Regions from separate parts of the Mus musculus genome. Here region 1 is linked to region 2. Evidence: chromatin loops called from intact Hi-C (ENCODE). Cell type or tissue: left cerebral cortex. All regions are shown on one strand. Links, peaks and the distances in the headings refer to the core of each region. The heading gives the core; the rest is flanking DNA. Region 1 holds the start of Gmeb1 (glucocorticoid modulatory element binding protein 1). Region 2 holds the start of Srsf4 (serine and arginine-rich splicing factor 4).

Region 1 (6,341 bases), core at 797-5,796, 390 kb after region 2:
ATAAGAAGGCTGAGACTATACAAAACCTTTGTTTAAAATAAAAACAAAAACAAAAAAAGGAGATGGGTGCCTGCCTGCAAGATGGCTCAGAAGGTAAAGACAGGCTATTGTTATGGAGCATAAAAACCTGAGTTTGATCTGAAGGACACAGGCAGTGGAAGGAGAGACTCAAATCCTGTGTTGTCCTCTGACCTCCACAAGTATACCAGCAAGGCAGGCAGGCAGGCAGACACACCAATATACACACACAGACAGTGACAGGAACATATACATTTTTGCTGTTGTTTTGAGACACAGGCTGGAACATGCAATGTAGTTGGCCTCAGACTAGGATATCTGCCTGCTGCTGCTTTACAAGTGAGTGAGGACAGGAAGAACAGCGTGTGCCACCGTGCCAGGTAATAAATCTAAATTTAAAATCTTAGCCCAGGAGAGGCAGAAGCAGAAAGATATGCAAGTGTAAAGTCGGTCTGGTCTACACGGCAAGTGCCAGTCAAACCAGAGCTACAGAGAAAGATGCCAAGAAAATAAAAAGAAAGAAAAGAAAAGAAAAGCAAGCACGTGCTTGGTATGATCATCTCCCATCTACAAGCACGAACCTGGGCATCTGAGGCAAGACTACCATAAGTTCAAAGCCAGCCAGGGCTACATAGTGAGCCCCGGTGTCAAATAACTAACATACAGAGCAGCCTGGCATATTTTGGAGGCAGAGGCAGGTGAAATCTCTTTTGAGTTTGACACCAGCCAAACTAAAAGGAGACTTTATCTCAAAAAGAAACAAACAAAAGCCAGGCAATGATGGCATATGCCCTTAATCCCAGCGCTCGTAAGGCAGAGGCAGGTAAATCTCTTGAGTGCAAGGCCAGTAAGGACTACAGAGATACCCTGTCTCAAATACCTAAACAATTGGAGGCCAGTTCCAAAACAGCCAGAGCCACACAGAGAAACCCAGTCTCAAATAAATAGCCAAAACCAACAACAAGTCTCCAATTTGCAACTTTATTACTTAAGCACAAAACTCACTAAGTCCACCGTATGCACTTGGTTGTTCAGCCAAAGTGAACTCAGATATAATGAACCCAAGGTCATTTCACTCTGCAGGAAGTATCCAGAGGAAGTGAAGTTCTATATAAATCACAGATTGGATGGAGACTCCTATATAGGTGTTTGAAGGAATCAAGGAATACGTTTTTAAAAGTCACCCCTCTAAGAGTGTAAGAAATCAAAACAGGGCCCAAACTAACCCAACAAAGCTCAAATACACCTACTCAATGAACTTAAGTATAAAAGAAAAACAAGTTATTATATGGTTGAAAAATTAGAAGCGTTAGGCCCAAGCTCTTATGAAAACGTTCCATAATACTAGCCAAGGAAAGGGGGCTGGGCAGATGGCAAGAGTGTACAGATGTGGAGAAAACCCCTACTTCCTGGTTCTCCTAGAGTCAGTAACAGGTCGCATTTTGAGAGCTCAGGGTTTCCTTGCTCCTTGGACAGCCAGGTCAAGACCCTCGGGTAAGATTCTGCCCACATTTCTCTTGCCTCTCAAACCGAGGACACCTGGCCAATTCCCTGTCATTTCTGAAAGCAAGGGGTACCCTCTTCCCAGCAAGTACCTTCTCACTAACCCCATAACCTTAGGCTTCCCTCGTCTCCTGACGCAGGAAACCACCCTACTCTCCACCTAGCCACCGGAGGCCCTCCACTCTGAAGCCCTCACGGGGACCCTTCTCCTTCTTACTGCCCTTCATCTTGGGAAGGACGCTGCCTCCTCTCCTAAGCCCTCCAAAGGACCTTCCTCCTCCTCCTCCTCCTCCTCCTCCTCTCCAGGTCTGGTGGCCCAGGCCTCTCCCCTCGGGCGAAGGCTTGACCCTATTCCCTGCACCCCACCCCCACCCCAGCACGCCGCCCTCTCCCCCGACCCGGCCCGACCCAGGCCTGACCCAGCTCCTCCGCGCAAGGCCCAAGCTCCCAAACCCCGTATTTTTGGGGTGGGGAGGGATTCCCCTGGCCCCTCCGCGAGGACTTCCGGGCCCCTCGGTCCGGGGGCGCCGAGCCTTCCCCACCCCCCCAACCCCCGCCCAGTACGGGGTTCGTAGGACCCGGAGCCTAGGCCCGGCCGGCCACGCTGGGGGCGGCCCGGCGGCTCGGGCGGACCCAGCGGCAGCGTCCCCCCACCCCCCCCGCGGCGCCGCGACGTCCGCTCGCTCCCCGGCGGCGGCGGCGGCACGCACAGGGCGTGGGGAGGCGCCCGCGGAGGCAGCAGCCCCCCGCCCCCTGCGCGCCCGCCCGCCCTCGCCCTCGCCCTCGCCGTCGCCGTCGCCGGCCGCCGCGCGGCCCCCGCGCCCGCCCCCCCCCGCCCCCAGCCCTCGCCGCGCCGCGCGCCCACCCCTCCCCCTCCTCACCGTCTCCGTCGGGCGGGCGGGCGGGCGGCGAGCGGCCAGGGCGGGCGGGCGACGGAGCATGCGCACAAAGCCGCCACGGCGGCCGCCGCCACCGCCGCCGCCAAGCCGGGCTCCAGCACTTCCGGCCGCCGCGGCGGGCGAGCCGGCGCCTTAAAGGGGACGCGTCCTTATTGCGGGCCGCGCAGGGGATACACCTCCCCCCTCAGCCTAGCGATTTAGGGGAGCCTGAGAGCTTAGGCCTTCGGTCCTAGAAAGGCAGTGTTGGAGAAGTCGCGGGAGGCCCCAGGGGACTGAATAAGGTTTAGATGCAGAGGTCATCTCGCCCTGACTCTTGTGGAGGACTAGGGCTTTTCTTTCTCCAAATCCTCTTTATTGACGCTTACAATTTATCAGGATTTCAGGTTACCAATGTGGAATGAAAAGATGCTGCTGAGCATAGATAGTAACCCCTTCCCGCGTCCAAACCATGGCTCTTTGCGCAGGTTTTCCTGCTTGTCCGGGTTCGGAGTTCAAATTTGAACTTCCTTGGAACCGGTACAACAACTGTGCAGTGACTTGACAACTCTAAGCCACCTATTTCCCGAAAGGTACATGTCGTTCATGTACAATGAAATGATACTTGAAAAGTACTTGGGCAAGTTTCTGAGGCCGGGGAATAGTAACTGACAAGCTTTAAGGCAATGTGGTCAGGCCTTGGGGTTAGATGCTTTTGGTTTATAAATTCCTCAGAGCCACCTTACTCTTTCATTCTCATCTTTGAAAGTTAAACAGGAACGTCGGCACGTGCTGGTGGTACACGCTTTTAATTCCACAATTCCTGTCTAGCCTGGTCTACATAGTGGGTTCTAGGCCAGCTGTGGCTACATAATGAGACCTTGTCTCAAAAAAAAAAAGCAAGCCAAACGTAGAGATGAGGGGTGTGAGGAGGGAAGTAGGTCGGTAGGTAGAACACGTGCAGAAGACCCACAAGGGTTATTTCCCATCTTTCTTCCTATAGACATTGTGTTGTATCTGTCTTCTTTGCTTCCAAAGGGCAGGTTGTGGGCTGTGTGTGTGTGTGTGTGTAGAGATGGCACGTTGGGTGCAGGCTCCTGACCACCTGAGTTCCACCACTCGAACCTACATAGTGATTTTTTTTTTTTTTTTTTTTTTAATTGAGACAGGGTTTTCTGTGTAGCCCTGGCTGTCCTGGAATTCACTTTGTAGACCAGGCTGGTCTCGAACTCAGAAATCCGCCTGCCTTTGCCTCCCAAGTGCTGGGATTAAAGGAGTATGCCACCACTCTAAATGTGATTTTTAAAAAAGATATATAAGTGTGTGAGAGCGGGTTTTTTTTTTTTAAGATTTATTATATGTAAGTACACTGTTGTCTTCAGACACTCCAGAAGAGGGCATCAGATATTGTTACAGATGCTTGTGAGCCACCATGTGGTTGCTGGAATTTGAACTCAGGACCTTTGAAAGAGCAGTCAGTGTTCTTAACTGCTGAGCCATCTCTGCAGCCCTTGTTTTGTTTTTTAAGAATTTATTTATTTATTTCATATATGTGAATACACTGTCATTGTCTTCAGACACACCAGAAGAGGGCATCAGATCCCATTACAGATGGTTGTGAGCCACCATGTGGTTCCTGGGAATTGAACTCAGGACCTCTGGAAAAGCAGTCAGTGCCCTTAACCACTGAGCCATCTCTCTAGCCCTTTTTTTGGTTTTTTGAGACAGGGTTTCTCTGTAGTCCTGGCTGTCCTGGAACTCACTTTGTAGACCACGCTGGTCTCAAACTCAGAAATCCACCTGCCTCTGCCTCCCAAGTGCTGGGATTAAAGGCGTGCGACACCACGCCCAGCTTTTCTTTTTTTTCTTTTTTGGATGTGAGAGCATTTTAACTGAGCAAGCACGAAAAGAAACATTGGGGGCTGGAGAGATGGCTCAGCAAGTAAGGTGTGTACTGTTCTTGCTAAGGATCTGAGTCAGGTTCCCAGCACTCATGTGGGTTGACTCATTATTGCCTGTAACTCTTATCTCTAGGGGATCCAACTCCTGTTCTGGCCTCCGGTGATACTGCATTCACGCGAACAAACACACATACAGTTATAAATAAGAAATAAGATCTTAGGGGCTGGATGAGTTGGTTCATTGGTTAAGAGCACTGACTGCTCTTCAGAGGTCCTGAGTTCAATTCCCAGCAACCACATGGTGCCTCACAACCATCTGTAATGGGCATCCAATGCCCTTTTCTAGTATGTCTGGAGACTGCGACAGCTCTGAAGGGGAAAGCCTAGGTCAGCCACTGGGTTCAGCAGGAGAGCTGTTCCTGCTGGGTGGAGTCCTCTCTGAGGCTGGGGACTAAATGGAGCTGGATGGCAGTGAATGGAGCTTGTAGGGAAAGCACCGAGGAGGAGCGACAACTGTGATTGTGTTTCTTTATTATGTTGCTTGAATGAAGGGAACAAATAATAAACCAAGGTAATAAGATGACTGCTGGCTTTCCGAGGTAAGTGCTATGAGAGACCCCACCCCCACTTAATCACTCCTCCTGTTACCAAATGCTCACAAAGGGTTGGAAAACACAGAATGTATTTCTACTTATAACTGACATATTCCCAGCCAATATTTTTCTATTAATTTTCCTCCTTCTTTACCTTCATGATTTATTATACATACACAATTCTGAATTACACTTTTTATTTTTTTAGCTCACTAAAAGCTGTTTCTTAGGAATTAAAGAGGTGTTAGTATATTTGGGCTTTGATTTGGTTTGAGGGTACTGGGATCAAACCCAGTGTCTGGTGCATACTAGGAATTTACTTCACAGTCAGGTGATGGTTAAGCCCTGGAGAGGCAGAGGCAGGCAGATCTCTCTGAGTTCAAGGCCAGCAAGTCCCAGTACAGCCAAGGCAACACAGAGAAACCCTGTCTCGGAAAAAAAAAAAAAGAAAAGAAAAGAAAGAAAAGAAAAAAAGCAAAGGAAAGAAAAAGAAAGTTGCTTGGACCCAGCCAGGTAGCCCAGTTCCTACATCCTCTGCTACTGGGGAGAGGCATACAGATCACAAGTTCGAGGTCAGCCTGAGACACGGTGAATTTTCTAGTACCTGTGAAGTGCTAGCTTCTTTCTCTAGGAACCCAAACCAAACATATAATACAATGTTATAGAGATGCTCGCTGCCAGGTCTGGATTTGTCTCACCCTTCATCATTCCGGGGGTTAGCCGATTTCGATCAGGGGAGGATTCTGTTTGTTTGAGTGAAAAGGGAAGTTGACCAATGGAGGAGACAACTGTTCTGAAGGGGCGTCTACTGGGGAGAGGCTGTGTGCACATAATGGTGTATGCATATACCAGGACGGGCTCTCCAGGGGACCTCAGGCAGTAGCTTTGGAGGAAAGATTGAGACTTGAATGTTTTAAGTGTATCTCTCTGATTTTTGTTTTGACATACGATCTTCTCCAGTCCCTACAAATACATCTGAAATGCCTCTATACTCCCAACACTGGGTAGGGCGAAGCAAGCAGGGTTATGAGTTTGAGACTAGCCTGAGCTACATAGAGAGGGTGTGTTTGTTTTTTAAGATTTTATTTATTTATTATATGTAAGTATACTGTAGCTGTCTTCAGATCTCATTACGGGTGGTTGTGAGCCACCATGTGGTTGCTGGGATTTGAACTCAGGACCTCCAGAAGAGCAGTCAGTGCTCTTAACTGCTAAGCCATCTCATCAGCCCCCGAGAGGGTTTTTTTTGTTTGTTTTTGTTTTTTAGTTTTAGTGCATTGGTGTTTTGTCTACATAGTAGTCTAGGTGAGGGTGTTAGATCTCTTGGGGCTTGGATTGCAGACAGTTGTGAGCTGCCCTATGGATGCCAGGAATGAAACCTTCTGAAAGAACAACCAGTGCTCCTAACCACTGAGCCATTTCCCTAGCCCTACATAGTGAGTTCTAATCCA
Region 2 (6,341 bases), core at 386-5,385:
AACAAACTTAAAACCTCAAGCCAAGTATGTTGGCTCAGACCTGTACTTCCAGCATTTGGGAGAGTCCACCTCAGCTACATAGCAAGTTCCCAGGTCAACCTGGACTATGTGTGACCCTACTTCCAAAAGAAACACAAGACCTCAAAGTGAGAAAGCCTTTGATTATAACATAAAATTAGGGGTCTCTATTTAGGCAAAACACAAGTGTGTCATAAAAGTCTGAGGACCTGAGTTAAATCCCTGGATCACACCGTGAAAGACAGAAGCACTTCCTTAGAACTGTCTGCCAGTGCGTTCACACCCAAGAAACATGGTAATGCCAAAAGTCAACATGCTGGTGAAGTATCTACAATTCATTTGGCAAGCTGCTGATTTCCCTAATCTATAGTGAACTATAAATCAAGTAAAATGGGCAAAGAATAAAACACAAATGAAAACGTGTCAAGGTGTGTATGCCCTGTGTGTACAGGTGCCCTGAAGCTACAAGAGAGCATGAAGGACATGAAGAGAGGCTGGTTCCCTCAAGGTAACTGCAAACCAAATGGCCTGGAGGATACCTCTTCGCTGGATTGACAAACTTTTTTTCAAGACGGGGTTTCTCTGTGTAGCCTTAGCTGTACTGGAACTTGCTCTGTAGATCAGGCTGACCTAGAACTCAGAAATCTGCCTGCCTCTGCCTCCTTAGTGCTGGGATTAAAGGCATGGGCCACCATCACCTGGCTAAATCAAAACATTGATAATACGTTGAGTATTTGAGACCCAACAGCTACCATGTTACACATGCTGAAGCAGGCCCTGTGATCCATGCCTGCAACCCTCAGCACTCAGGAAGCTGAGGCAAGAGAGCTGCTGTAAATCCAAGGCCAGCTGAGGATAAGAAGTGAGACTGTCCCTAAGTCAAATGCCTATACCCTTTAACCTAGTACTCCTACTTCCCAAGTTGTATGTCTAGGCGATGCTGAGGATCAAGGCTAGGTTAGACAAGTGTTCTGCCAGAAGTATGTCCTTAATGACATTCCCATTTCCAGGATAGATACTATTTGAATATACATGGTCACTGATTGTGGCAATTCTAAAAACCAAAGGTTGGACCCTGTCTCAATTCTTCACTAGAATAGTGACTAGGTAAGTTACTGTGTATAAAAAAGTGTGTTATAAGACAAAATGGTCTTAAGTGCTTTTCATATGCTTCTGAAATGACTAAAATATAGTGAGACAAAAATCAGGTGTAAGCCGGGCGTGGTGGTGCACGCCTTTAATCCCAGCACTCGGGAGGCAGAGGCAGGTGGATTTCTGAGTTCGAGGCCAGCCTGGTCTACAGAGTGAGTTCCAGGACAGTCAGGGCTATACAGAGAAACCCTGTCTCAAAAAAAAAAAAAAAAAAAAAAAAAAAAATCAGGTGTGATGCACACCTGCAATTGACAATCACAGTTCTTAGAAAGGCTTTTACAGGTTAGTCAAAGGCCATTAGACATAGAAAGTTCTTGTCTTAAAAAAGAAAAGCCAAGTGCTGTATGGTAAATTAACTTCTAAAGGAATACTTAAGAAACTGCCTCTAGAAAGGAAAGCAGAAGATGCAGAAGAGAAAACTTTACCCAGCACATCAGTTAAAGTGGAAATGCAGTAAAGAGACTAAACCCCTCAGTGATTCCTGGGCAAAGCTGAAAAGGAACCTTTCATTACTGAGCACCCACATGCCCCAGCACAGTTCATTACATTTGGTTATTTTGGCAATACACTGGACATCTATAGATTATAATCTTGCAGGTTAGAAATTTTTTCTGAGCTGGCAGAGATGGGGTACACCTTTAACTCTAGCACTTGGGAAGCAGGCAGGTTTGAAGCCAGCCTGGTCCACAGAGGGAGTTCCGGGACAGCCGGGGATATACAGAAAAACCCTTTCTCAAAATGAATAAACAAAAAAAGAAAATAGTAATTTTCTGTCGTGCTTAATCTAACTACAAGGCACTAAACTGAACGGACATAGTTTGGCACATGCTTTTAATCCCAGCCAATAGGCAGACAGGCAAAGTTTCAGGCCAGCCTGGTCTACAGGGCTATTTCTAGGACAGTCAGAACTTTTTTGTTTAAGGATTTATTTTATGTGTATGAGTACAGTGTAGCTGTTTTTAGACAGACACCCTAGAAGAGGGCATCCGATTCCCATTACAGATGGTTGTGAGCCACCATGTGGTTGCTGGCAATTGAACTCAGGACCTCTGGCAGTCAGTGCTTTAAAAAATAAAAATTAAATCTGAGATGTAACTCAGAGATAGGGCACTTGTTAACATCCGTATGGCCCTGAGTTCGATCCACAACACCGCAAAATAATACCGAACCAATTATTGGAACACTTTTACATACCTAGTATCGACACTGTAGAGACAACCCTGAAAGTACAAGGAAGATAAAAGAGACTCAAAGATCCGAGAGAAAGGAAAATGGGCCCAAGGTCATGGATCCACTAACTTCCCACAGGGACGTTTACCGAAAACCACCCCAAAACAGAAAGTCTACCAGAGCAAAGGACAAAGGCGGGAACACCCGCTCGGCGCGCACCCGCGCAGGCACTTCCGGGGGAAGTGCCGCTGCCACGGCGAGCTCGCGAGAGGACGTGCTGCAGCTGTCGCTCACTCGGCCAGGTCCCGCCCCGCGCCGGCGCGCCTCCAGTAAAGCCCCGCCCCCGCCCCTGACCAGGCGGGAAGCGGGCGCGCGCTCCCTCCCGTTCCCCTCCGCCGGGGGGGGGGGGGTAGGGAGACGGGGGCGCGCGTTCTCGAGCTGCGTGCTCGCGTACGTCGCCGGGCTTCGGCTGCGTCCGTCCCGCCGCCCGCCCGTTACCGCCGCCGCCGCGTTTTCCCTTCGCCGGCCGCCGCCTGAGGGGGGCCGGGGCCAGCTGCCGCCGCCGGAATGCCGCGGGTGTACATCGGCCGCCTGAGCTACCAGGCCCGGGAGCGCGATGTGGAGCGCTTCTTTAAGGGCTACGGGAAGATCCTGGAGGTGGATCTGAAGAACGGGTGAGGAGGGCGGCGGAGGGGCCGGCCGGGGGGCTGACAGGGCCGCGGCTGTGGCTAGGAGGCCGCGGGGACGCGAGCGCGGCGCTCGCTGGGCGCTAAGCCGCCGCCGGCCTCCTCCGCTCCGCCATGGCGGCGGTGCCTCGGGGGCGCGGGTAGGCCCGGCTCCCACTGCGCCTGCGCGGGCGGGGGTGGTGGCGGGATAATGGGGACGGAGGCCCGGGTTAGACTGGGGCTCCGGGCGCCGGGGAGGCCTGGGTTTCCGTCGCTGGACTATGGGTCCGAGGCGGCCCTTTCCCGCTCTGGGGCTGCCAGGAGCAGATGAGGGTTCCGGCCCTCTTCTCCCCGTTCCCCAGCCTGACCGGCCAGAGGCTTCCCGGCGTGTGTTTCTGAGGACTGGAGCTCTGGCTTTTTCGCGTGCCACACTTTGGGCGGGAGACACTAGTTTTTGTAGTGCAGTGACAGTTTCGAAAGTACTGGCTTGCCGCGCTTCAAGCCTTGACCGCTCCCTTTCCGAGAGTAAATTAAAGTCCTAGCTCGTTATCTTGGGGAGTCCTTACAGAGTTTTCCACGTTGTGGTTTCGGCTCTCCAACTTGCCGGAAAATGATTGCTGTCGTAGGATTTTTTGAGTGGGTAAGGGCCATCCTGGCCAGGTCTGCGTCGGCTGCTGGTGCAAGTGGAGACACATCTCCAAATTGCCTACTTAACAGCTTTCCCCGTACAATCTGGGCTTGTATTTCTAATCTGCTTTGGCGAAGCAAGGCTAGCAGGGACTACCAGGTTCGGGGAAAACGGGTGAGTTGTCATGCCTAGAGATTGTACGAGCATCTTTTGCTTGGGAGCTGAGAATTATTAGGTAGGACTTGAAAGGCATTAAGCACCGGAACGGCGTCGGAAGCACTAAACCTTGGGTGTTAGGGGAACCCTTGGTTTTTGCTGTGTTTATTTCTTGCCTGTTTTGTTTTTTTCGACTTTGTGTTTGGTCCAATGAGACCAGTAGTAATTGACATTTGAGAAGACATACACTTTAGTATGAATGGCAAATGAACCAGCAGGTTCTCAAAGCTGTCTAGATTTCGAATAATTGACACTTAAAAGACTCTCCTTGCTGAGAACAAGACTTCGATAAAATGTTTATGAATCCTGGATTCGATTCACAAAGACAATTTCTCATTTTTGTTCTTACAGAGCGAACCAGCTGGCATGAGAGTATTGTTTTTGTGATATTTAACCTTACATGTGAGAGATTAACCGACCCCCCTTACCCCCTCCCTTTTGTAGGGGAAAAACAAGGGGTTTGGAAGACAGATAAGTCTGAGTCAAACCTTGCTCCTCAATTTAAGTTTCTTTGAGCAAGTGACTTAGTTTCTCTGAACCTGTTTTCTCATTCATAAAAAGGAAGGTCAGGTAGAAAAAGTATAAAGCTTTCGCCATCCTCTGTAATAGAGTCATTAAGCAGCATCTTAGCCCCTTAGTGTTTGCTAGCAGTATATTTGGTGAGGTCTCTTTTCTCAAGGAGTGGGTGAGTGTTGAAAAAGGTAGTAGGGCAAAACTGATCACTTGCTCGGGTTACTAATGCGCCAACAGGATCCCCTGCACTGCAACAGCTGCACTGCAGGAATTGAGGAAGGAGACAGAACAGTTTCTGACTAACCTGCTGTGACTGACATGCCTTTTGAGTCAAGGAATGCTTGTTCTCACTTAAAACTCAGACAACTAAAATGTAGGATAGTTTACTAAAATTGATTTTCTTTTTCTATTATTTTTACTTTTATGTGCATTGATGTTTTGCTTGCGTGTATGTCTGTGTGAGGGTCTCAGATCCCCTGGAACTGGAGTTGAAGACCGTTGTGAGCTGCCATTGGTTGCTGGGAATTGAACCCAGGTCCTCTGGAAGAGCAGCCAGTGCTCTTAACCACTGAGCCATCTCTCCAGCCCAGAATAGATTTTTCTTAAAATGAGCTTTGAAGTATGGATTTACTAGGACTTGAAATGAAGAAAGAGAAATGTCCAGAAATATGTTATGTTGGAATTGGTGAAGAAGTGGTCCAGTAAGGACCAACTCTTAACAGTCTAGCTGTTAAGACCTAGAAATTTAACACCAGACCAGAAACAACTATTAAAGGTTTTACACTAGGGGATTGGAGAGATGGCTCCATCATTAGAGTCACTGGCTGTGTTCCCAGAGGACCTGGGTTCAATTCTCAGCACCCACATGGGAGCACACAATTGTGTCTCCATCCAGTCCTGGGGAATTTGACACTTTCTGTCCTCCAGCACTAGGCAGGCTTGTGGTAAACAGTTAAACATGCAGGCAGAACCTCCAGACACATAAAATAAATTTAAGAGAATAAAAGTAAAGATAAATAGTAAAAAAAAATTTAAAGGAGTTTTACACTAAATTTTAAATCATGAATAGAATTCAAAGACTCTTGAAGGAAACATGGAACAACTCAGGGAATCTAAGAGGACAGACACTCTCAGAACTTTAGCTGCCTACATCTTTTAGGAACTTGGATTCTCATATTGCCAAATAACGGATGGTGTAAATGAAGTCCATCATAGATCAAGGTTGAAATAAGGAATAGAAAGTTATTTGGGGCTTAAAGACAGGTGTGACAGGCGCTAATTCCATGCAGTACAACCTAGCATCATCCTGAAATCATTGCAAAGGAAAATGACTTCCGGGAAGAAGACAGATGGTGGAGGTGCCGGGAGACTGAAAGGAAGCAATAGAACAAAAGGAGAGTGTAATGTGGGGGTGCGTAGTCTTAAGCCTAGGACGATGGTAGGTTTCCTTACAGGGAAATGTTTTTGAACATTTCTGGATTGAAACTCTAAAACAGATTTTAGATTAATGGGACTTTAAAGAATTGCTAGAGTGTTCACATCTGTTAAGGTGAGGTATCTTGGGTGTTGGCACATGGGTTGTAGATAAAGTTGAGAATTAATTATGTAGCATTCTTTATGCGTGCAGAATAAAGATTTAAGTCCAGGGAAGGATTTTGTGGCTTCTCTTTGGGTCTGGGGGAGAGGCATGCATACAAGCAGCTCAGCGTTGCCTTGCCTGCCTGCTCCTTTACTATACCAGCCAACCCAGAGAACTTGGAAACAGATGGTTCTTCTGGGGACCACAAGAGTGTTGCAAAATCTCCCTGGGGTCACATTGACCATTCCTGATTACATTAGAGTCTGCTACATTCCTACCTGCCTGATAAACCACCTGGTGCCACTTTGAGCTAGAGTGGACCAGATGGAATTCTGGGAGTTTGAAAGAGACAAAACTACTAGTACCTTTCAGCTTTATGGTAGCTTTTGTTGGCTTTGAT

What was found. Hi-C counts contacts between places; a loop is a spot of excess contacts. Peaks named below come from ENCODE experiments on the same cell type or tissue, not always from the same donor. Only the 100,000 strongest peaks of a DNase experiment are listed, where the experiment ranks them.
Region 1: it touches region 2 in a loop (4-fold over the local background); 1 of 42 quality-filtered maps calls a loop at or near these places.

What each region holds. Positions count from the first base shown.
Region 1 is chr4:132,259,089-132,265,429 of GRCm38, forward strand. It overlaps Gmeb1 (glucocorticoid modulatory element binding protein 1), which reads right to left and starts at 2,461. Exons shown (of 10, transcript NM_020273.2): 1 at 2,403-2,461. It overlaps Gm28874 (a long non-coding RNA gene), which reads left to right. Exons shown (of 2, transcript XR_390809.4): 1 at 1-1,512. In left cerebral cortex, for the core only: a CTCF peak has its summit at 3,811 (motif pointing right); DNase peaks (open chromatin) are centred at 1,593, 1,911, 2,116 and 2,565; H3K4me3 peaks cover 1,962 bases; H3K27ac peaks cover 1,687 bases.
Region 2 is chr4:131,870,857-131,877,197 of GRCm38, forward strand. It overlaps Srsf4 (serine and arginine-rich splicing factor 4), which reads left to right and starts at 2,783. Exons shown (of 6, transcript NM_020587.2): 1 at 2,783-3,014. The coding sequence starts at 2,908. In left cerebral cortex, for the core only: no CTCF peak of the experiment used is centred there; DNase peaks (open chromatin) are centred at 2,630, 3,201 and 3,702; H3K4me3 peaks cover 3,142 bases; H3K27ac peaks cover 1,629 bases.